Linked DNA regions of Homo sapiens: regions 2 and 3 are each linked to region 1. The links are chromatin contacts, found by Hi-C or POLR2A ChIA-PET in ENCODE. All regions are on one chromosome and are shown on one strand. The core of a region is the stretch at or near the end of the contact, and the rest is flanking DNA. Distances in the headings are between cores, read along the strand shown.

Evidence for each region. Hi-C counts contacts between places; a loop is a spot of excess contacts on that map. ChIA-PET counts read pairs that join two places held with the same protein, here RNA polymerase II (POLR2A). Pooled maps may share reads with other maps.
Region 2: a map with no recorded cell type shows a loop between it and region 1 (14-fold over the local background). The contact joins the promoter of IFNLR1 here to the enhancer-like site in region 1. A Hi-C loop is called at or near these places in 1 of 168 maps with a recorded cell type or tissue (B cell), 12 of 37 single-sample maps with no recorded cell type and 8 of 50 pooled maps. POLR2A ChIA-PET finds 5 or more read pairs at or near these places in 2 of 52 experiments (activated B cell and activated CD4-positive, alpha-beta T cell).
Region 3: a loop to region 1 is called in a map with no recorded cell type, with 5 times the contacts of the local background. The contact joins the promoter of LDLRAP1 here to the enhancer-like site in region 1. A Hi-C loop is called at or near these places in 2 of 37 single-sample maps with no recorded cell type and 4 of 50 pooled maps.

Annotation. Positions count from the first base shown.
Region 1 is chr1:25,018,093-25,020,925 of GRCh38, forward strand. No RefSeq gene overlaps it. Among named protein-coding and RNA genes, the nearest start is that of MIR4425, 4.0 kb to the right of the region's middle. RefSeq lists enhancers at 931-1,040, 1,131-1,200, 1,241-1,400, 1,358-2,254, 2,513-2,833. Within about 2 kb of position 1,448, at least 3 of the 41 ENCODE cell types and tissues checked have a DNase peak (open chromatin) inside an H3K27ac peak, as active enhancers do.
Region 2 is chr1:24,185,808-24,188,640 of GRCh38, forward strand. IFNLR1 (interferon lambda receptor 1) reads right to left here and starts at 1,482. Exons shown (of 7, transcript NM_170743.4): 1 at 1,384-1,482. The coding sequence starts at 1,441. RefSeq lists a silencer at 1,255-1,744.
Region 3 is chr1:25,542,166-25,544,998 of GRCh38, forward strand. It overlaps LDLRAP1 (low density lipoprotein receptor adaptor protein 1), which reads left to right and starts at 1,441. Exons shown (of 9, transcript NM_015627.3): 1 at 1,441-1,621. The coding sequence starts at 1,534. RefSeq lists an enhancer at 1,111-1,170 and silencers at 1,271-1,730, 1,761-1,940.

The DNA of each region.
Region 1 (2,833 bases), core at 198-2,697:
TTTCTTCCCTTTCTCATTGGGGACACTGAGGCCTAGAGAGGTCAAGCCCCGTGCCAACAGAGTGGGGGAAAGCAGAGCCTCATGTCCCTCTTCTCACCCCACCCCTAGCCTCCTTTGAGCTCCATGAGCCACCAGAACTCATCATAGCCCCAGGCAGGTCGCCACCCTTCCCTGAGCCTCTGTTTCAGCTTCTGTAAGAGGAGGGAGCAGGACCAGTGGGATATCTCCTGAGGACACCTCACTGCTACTGAAGAGGACAGGAGCATGCTGGGGTAGGAGGTCAGGTCTGCATGGCAGGCCTTCAGAAACCTCTGGAATGTGGGTTTGAAAGTTTGGGGGCTGCTCTTGCTACAAAGGTTCCCTGTTCTCCCCTCCTTTCTTTCCATGACATTTCACCAACTGTTTCTTCCCTTAATCCAAACCATCGTTTTTCCAGGGTGAAATTTAAATCAAAGCCACATGGCTCCCCCAACACACGTGTCCTTGCCAAATGGAAGCGTGTTCTGGGGAAACAGTAATGACCCTGCCGAAGGGGATTCTGACCTCTCCATGGGGCCCGCCAGGCAAGTGCTATGTGGCATTGAGAAGACCTGGGGGCTTCAAGTTGGCCCAACTGGGGTAGGCTTGGAGGTTTCCAGGCCCAAACATGGCTCCGCCAGGAGCAGAGGGTGAGCCTGAGTTCCTCCACAAGGAGGCCAGGAGGCCTTTTCCAGAGCCAGGAGCCTTCATCCTATGAGCCATGGATATGGGAGGTGCCTGAACCCCTGGGGTCCATCTGGGGAAGGGGTTTACACGGTCCTCCCAGTGAGGCTCAGTCATTGATATGACTTGAAGCATGGTGGTGGTGTGGCTGTATGAGAAAGAGACCTGGATTTGGAGTCTTGTTTGTGTCTGATTCTCACTCACTTGCTGTGTGACCTCGAACAAGTTCCTTAACTTCTCTGAGCTTCAGTTTCCTCATTGGTAAAATGGGGCTTCAGCTAGAAGCTCTCTCAGTGGTAACCATGATGCAGGCGAAGGGCCAGGGCCCAGGAGCTGGCGCACAGTGGAGCTCACAAAAGCAGCTGGGGGAACTGTGCAGAAGTGAAGCGGGGGCCTCAGAAAGGAAGGAGGGAGACGCCAGGCCTGGCATTGCAAGAGGGGCTGAAAGCAGTGGTGGGAGAGAGGGCAGACAGGGAAATCTGGGCACTGTGTGCAGCCCCCAGATATGAGAGGAAGCCCCTGAGTGGAGAGTCATGAGACTTTGGAAGGGGCAGAAGGCTTTACTGAGGGGAGGGGCATCCAGGGAGGAGGGGCCTGGAAGTCCCCAGGGGCCACTCTGCAGGGGCTTCCCTGGGCCTGGTCTCTGTTTTACATAGTCTGGCACTCCCAGGCGGGCTCACAACTTGGAGTCCTGGTTGGGGAGAGGGAGTCAGGAGAGCAGGAGGCAACCTCCCATACCCGCCATACACCAATAATCAGACACCCTCACTCCGGACCAAGCCTGGACACCTGTGGGGTGAGCACACTCATAGCTATAGGCCCACAGACTGAGAAGTACATGCAAATGGCCACATGCCAGACCCATATGCAAAACACAGACCCAGACAGGCCATGCACAGACCCACATTTCCACACCGGGGCCAGACCCGCATGCAGGAGTGTGCAGGCATGTGGATGCGTGCACACACACTCCCGCACATACATGCCTGCACACACACACACCTGCACACATACACATGCCTGCACACACACACACCCCTGCACACATGCATACATGCCCACACACACACACCTACATGCCTGTGCACACACACACCTGCACACACGCATACATGCCTGGACACACACGTACATGCCCGGACACACACATGCCTGCACACACACCTGCGCGCACACACACCTGCACACACACATACATGCCTGCACACGCACACATACATGCCTGCACACACACATTCACATACATGCCCACACACACATGCACACACATACCTACCTGCATACACACACCTACACACACATACATGCCTGCACACACACATTCACATACATGCCTACACACATGCATACACACATACATTCTTGCATGCACACATCTGCACACACATACATACCTGCACACACATATTCACATACATGCCTACACACACGTGCACACACATACATGCCTGCACATACACATGCACATGCATGCCTACACACATGGGTGCACACAAACGTGAGCACACACATGTGCTGAACAAGGCCCCAGGAAGCCTCCAGCACAGGCCAAGAGAACGGCTCCCTCTACACTCGTTTATTCACTCCACAAACCAACTGAGCACCTACCAATGTCAGGCACAACCCCTGCCCCTGGAACTCACACTCTAGTGAGAAAAATGTCAATCACGCCTATCGAAATAATGACTATTCCTCACACATTCACGAGATTTTGCTCATTTAACCCTCAAAGCAGCCCTCTGGAGTCGGGGGGTCTCTGCTGCACAGATGAGAAAATGGGGTTCTGAGAGGCGTGGCACCATGCCCTGCTCGAAGCTCCAGAGCCGGCGATTGGCAGCCCCACTCAGATGGGTCTGGGGAGGGCTCTCTACTTCCTCTCGGTGACTTCTGTCTCCCCTGCCCTCTGCAAAAGCGGAGGCTGTGGGGATGTGGCCCCTGGCGCTAGGAGCAGGCCTGCTGAGGGGCCTGGCTGCTCCCTCTAGCCCCACTGTGGCCCTGGACAAGCCTTTCTCTTCCCACCCCTGCTGCCCATTGCACAGAAGCAGACATGGAGTCTGAGAGGACAGTGGCCTCGTGAGGTGGCCGAGCTGGGCACTGCGTTAGAGACAGGGAGGGGGCAGCTTCTGCCACC
Region 2 (2,833 bases), core at 232-2,731, 830 kb before region 1:
AAGGATGCCAGGCACTAGTTTGGCTCTTTACATGTAAAACCTCAATCACCCTTGGGACAGACCACCCTATGGGGTAGGTGTCATTCATTCTGCTTCCATGGAAAGGGCGCTAGGCTCAGAGACAGATGCTAACTAACTTGCCTGAGGCTACACAGTCAGTTTGTGTGGGAGCCAGTATTTGAACTTAGATCTGGCTGTACTTACTCCTAAATCATCACACCATAGTTAGTGTTGTGTATATTAAATACTTATCAGGTGAAAGTACAAGAAGGTCTGGGTTTGACAGTGAAAGGGGAACAGAAGACCCCACCCTCCCTCCACACACAGGTACACGGTCCCTCATCAGCCACAGAGAACGCTGCTGTGGGCACTGGGGGCTGGAGCATCCCTGGCTGGCCTAGTGACCCAGTGGATGGACAGCCTGTCCCACGTGCCTACCCTGGAGGCAAAAGCTAGCCAGGCTTGCTTTAGCCCCTCTTCTCTCTTCTGTGTGCCTCACCTCTGCCATCCTTCTTGAGGAATTCCCTGAATTGCTCTGAGCCTCAGTTTTCCCATCGGAAAAGTAAAAATAATATCTACCTCCGAGGATGGCTGGGTCGTGAGGCTTCCAGAATAATGCGGTGCCTGGCACAAAGAAGTTGCTGAATAAATATAGGCTTTTATGATGATTGGATTATGCCCAGGGACCTTTACAGCTCTTTAAACTGTGAGTCCAAGACTAGGAAAATATCCTGGGGGCGATTTCTGGACCTTCTCTTCCCTGCTTCGGTTGGAGTCGTGGGCGGTGAGGTTTGGTGGTTGGGTCCTACGGCGAGGAATTTTGTACCTGACACCTTACTCATCAGTAGAGGTGGGAAAACAACAACAACAACAACAACAACAAAACAACAACAAAACAACAACCACCACCAAAAGAAAGCCGTCTTGTTAGAAAGCAGGGCACAGGCGACCAGAGCTCCGTCCCACCAGAGGCCTGGCAGGAACGGGAAGGGACATCAATCGGTCCCACTTTCCCTGCTGTCCACACTTTAGGGTCAAGTGTGGTTTTCACGCAGGGATCAGTGCTTTCTTTAGGAAACATTAAAAAGCACTTTATTAAAAAATATGCAGTATCAAACTGCCGCTGTCTTTTTTCTCCAGTTCTCCTGAAGCTGGAAGCATTAGGAAACTGGATTCGTTTCCTGCGGGAGAGGAATATCAAAGACCCGGTTCTGTTCAGTCCTGGGAAGAAGCAAACTGGGGGCGCGTAGGCAGGGCCGATTCGCACCCGGCTCGGGTGGCTGCGGACCCCGTGCCTGTCCCAGGAGCTCCGGGTCCGAGGGTAGGCGCGGCCCGGCCCGGGGAGCCCTCTTCCCCCTCCCTCCCGCGGCCCCGCGCCCTTACCTGGAGCGGCCTGCAGCAGGCACAGGAGCAGGGGGCCCCAGCGCTCGGGCCCCGCCATGGCCTTCCTGCCGCGGCGTCCCCGCCCGGGCCCAGGTCCCCGCCTCCCGCCTCCCGCCTCCCGTCTCCTAGCCCACCGCGGGCAGGTGACGCAGTCGGCAGCCAATGGCCCGCAGAGCCGCGGGCCCGTCCCTGCCGCCTAGGATTCACTGAGAAGGTCCCTGGGGACAGCCCCGCCGCGGGGGGAGGGGGGGGGGGGAGCGCGCCGGTCCCCGCGCTCGAAACTCGCCCGTACCTCTGCTTCATCTGCACTTAGTTTTGTTTTACTCAATTCCCGGAAAAAAAAATCAGTAAATCCGTGCACGGGGGAAGGGCAGGGGAGGGGAAGAAACCGGCTGATGATCAATAACCCACGGCCAGTCCAGTGCTCCAGGACGGGCCATTTTGGCAGGATTAGGGAGAGTTCAAGGCCGGTTTGGCTACGCGGCCTCAATGCCATTGGCGGGATCCGAGCGCGTTTCTGAGCCGGATGCTGAGCTCCGCGCCTTACACACGCGATTCCCTTTAATGCCCCCGGGGATCCCGGCGGATCCGTGCTGCCCTTCTCCACGTACTTCTCTCCCGGGGAGCGGCAGGCCCCAGAGCTTCAGGTGCTTGTTCTGGGGAAAGCTGTCTTTCTGACCCCGAAGGCTGTGGTGTTCACCTGGACAGCAGTAGCTTCCCAGTAAGGCACACGCCACGACGCGCAATATTATGCGGCCCTTTAGGAGGACGTTGCCGAATGGTGTGTATCGACACCGAGGTGTTTGCAACACACTGAGAAACAGAAAAGCGAGTGCTAAAACATAGGCCCATTAAAAAAGTGTGTGTGTAGCCGGGCGCGGTGGCTCACGCCTGTAATCCCAGCACTTTGGGAGGGTGAGGCGGGTGGATCGCCTGAGGTCAGGAGTTGGAGACAAGCCTGGCCAACATGGTGAAACCCCGTCTCTACTAAAAATACAGAAAATCAGCCGGGCGTGGTGGCATTCACCTGTAATCCCAGCTATCAGGGAGGCTGAGGCAGGAGAATCGCTTGAACCCAGGAGGCGGAGGTTGCAGTGAGCCGAGATCGCGCCACTGCACTCCAGCCTGGGCGACAGAGTGAAACTCAGTTTCAAAAAAAAAAAAAAAAGTGTGTGTGTGTGTGTGTGTGTGTGTGTGTGAGTCTGTCTGTATGCATAGAAAGATATTTGGAATAATAATTACCAAAATATTAATGGTTGTTGTCTTTGGGTGATGAGGATTTTCTTTTTCAACTTTCTTCTTTTCTGATCATATTTCGTTTCCAATTTTTTGATAATTATTTGAAACTGGGATCAGCTTTGGTCCCATCAGTTTTTGGAAGAGAAAATGATTTTCACAGAGCTTGGTGGGTCCAAAAGTTGCTCTGAGTTTAACCGCGGGGGAAATTTCT
Region 3 (2,833 bases), core at 191-2,690, 520 kb after region 1:
TGGATGTGTGTGTCCTCCCTCTGGCTCCTTTTGGCACAGTTTGAAAGGAAGGCATGGCATCCTAGAGAGTTAGAACAAATCCTTCCAATCCTGGAGTTAGAACATCTGTGCCTGAGCAATTCTGGGGTTCAGACTGCCCTCCGAATGCTCCTAGGAAGCAGCTTGGGGTCAGGGTCAAGGTCATGCAGATTCTTGACCCTGGCAGGTTGGAAGGATCACTAGAGATAGCATTGACTCTCATTCACAGATAAACAAGACTCAGAGAGGGGAAGTACTTGCCTGAGGTCACACAGCAAGTCAGTGTCAGGGGCACGTTCCAGATCATACCATCTGTGAGGCTACCTGGGAAGTTGCGGGGGCATGGGGTGGCCCAGCATGCTCAGGTGGTGCCAGGGAGCAGCCTGGGAGCTACGAGGATGAGTAAAGTGCCTGGCTGGACTTGCTAAAGGCAAATTTTTATATACCGACCCTGCGCCTAACAAGGGTCTATACTGCAAGCTTGTCCAACCTGTGGCCCACTGGCCATGTGAGGTCCAGGACGGCTTTGAATGGAGCCCAACACAAATTGGTAAAGGTTCTTAAAACATTATGAGATTTTTTTGGGCAGGGTGTGGTGGCTCACAGCCATCCCAGCACTTTGGGAGGCTGAGGCGGGCAGATCACTTGAGGTCAGGAGTTCGAGACCAGCCTGGCCAACATGGTAAAACTCCATCTCTATTAATAATACAAAAATTAGCCAGGCATGGTGGTGCATGCCTGTAATCCCAGCTACTCGGGAGGCTGAGGCATGAGAATAGCTTGAACCCGGGAGGTAGAGGTTGCAGTGACCCGAGATCGCACCACTGCACTCCAACCTGGGCAACAGAGTGAAACTCTGTCTCAGGGGAAAAAAAACAATACAGAAAAACAAAAAACATGAGTGTGTGTGTATATATATATATTTCAGCTCATCAGCTGTCGTTAGTGTTAGTGTATTTCATGTGTGGCCCAAGACACTTCTTCTTCCAATGTGGCCTAAGGAAGCCAAAAGTTTGGATATCCCTGGCTTACAGCCTCCACTATTTCCTAAGTCTCCCACTGCCCTGGACATCGCATTGCTTTTGTCCCTGAACAAGATCTTTCACCACTGGAGGAGCCCTCAGTCTCCCCATCTGTAAAATGGTCACTGGAAATCCTAGGCCGCTGCTCTCAGGCCCTCAGGCCCCTACGGGGTGGGGATTGGGGAAAAGGAGGAAAGCGGGGGCGTCTAGGGCTTGCGATTTGCTATCTTCTGGCGCCTTCGGGCGGCCTCGGAAACTCTTGGTGCCTGGACCTGGAGCCTGGACAGGGACCGGGCGGGGCGAGACCGGCCGTCGGGGGCGCGGCCCGTCTGGGGGCGGGGCCTGTCCTCTCTCGCCCCGCCCCGTCGGACGCCGCGGCGGAGCTGGCGCTGGGAGGGGAGGAGCGCGCAGCCCGCGCGCCGCAGGGCCGGGCGGAAAGTTTTTCCTGACGGAGTTTTGGCTGCGGCAGCGGCGGCGGCGGCCGGAGCGGGCCATGGACGCGCTCAAGTCGGCGGGGCGGGCGCTGATCCGGAGCCCCAGCTTGGCCAAGCAGAGCTGGGGGGGCGGTGGCCGGCACCGCAGTGAGTGTGCGCGCGTCAGCCGGGCCGGGCCGGGATCGGGCAGAGGCGCGCGGGGCCTCCGCGGGCGCCCGGAGTGCGGCCAAGTTGGGCAGAGGCGGGGCCTCACCGGCGCTCCGGTCCCGGCGTGGCCCTTTCCCGGCCCTGCGGGGCAGGGGGTCGGCCGGGGTCAAGTTGTGCACCTACTCGCCGGCCGCTCGATGCCGCTGCGAGGAGGGGCAGCGCTGAGGAAGGAGCCCGAGCTCGGGGTCCTCAGGTGCAGCCGGCATGGGGTGGGGTGCAGGTTGGGAGAAGAGGCCCCCGCCACCCGCGGCACCTCCCGCCCTGCTGTCCTGGCCAGCTAGGGGGAGGCAGGCGCTCGTCGTCGGTGCCTAGGGGAGGAGGAGAGGGCGCAGGGGCTTGGGAAGACGCCCCCGTCCCGCACCCCTGCGCCCCAGCCAGCAGCTGCGGCGGTCAGGAGCCCACTGGCCCGTTCTCCCGCCCCCTGCCCGACCCACCGGGCCAACTTTTGACTCCGGGTGCCCAGACACCCATCCAGGTGTGAGCCCGGGGTCGCAGGTACGTACTTGAAATTGGGAACGAGGCCCCGCCTGGGGTGCCTCGGGAGAGCCCCACATCAGGCGATCTAGACCCTTACGTCCCTTCCTCTAGCCGGGTCCAGGTGGCAAGCCTGGCGTCCCGACTATTTTTGAAACCTGTTTTCTCTCGCACCTTTCCCCTCGGGCTTCCAGAGTCCCTTGGGTGCCCAGGCAAACGACAGACTCGCCGCCACCTCTCCCTGGGGCGTCTGGGAGGCTGGGAGGGGCCTCCCCCCCTTTCTCTCCCCCAGTCTCTGATTACGCTCAGGGAACTTGTCACCTGGCACCTTCCCCTGAAGCCAGAAGACCCAGCCTAGCGCAGGTCTCGTTGTTTGGGAGGGAGAAGAGAGTGGCTTGCCTGGGGTCACACACACCTTCCTGCTGGTTTTGGAGCCAGAGCCCAGGACTGCTGCACACTCCCACCTCCCTGCCACCTACTTCGGGCCACAGCTTCTCCCCTCATCAGGAAACAACTGACAGTACAGCACCCCCTCATCCCATCCCCTCTTGGCCTTACAGGGCTCTGCCAGGGGAGCCCGAGCTCCCTGGTCCAAGGAGTGCCAGCGTGTCTGGGCCTAGAGGGCCCGCCTCCCTCCTCCTCTGGCCCCACTCTGTTGTTCAGCTGTGGCCGCCTCCC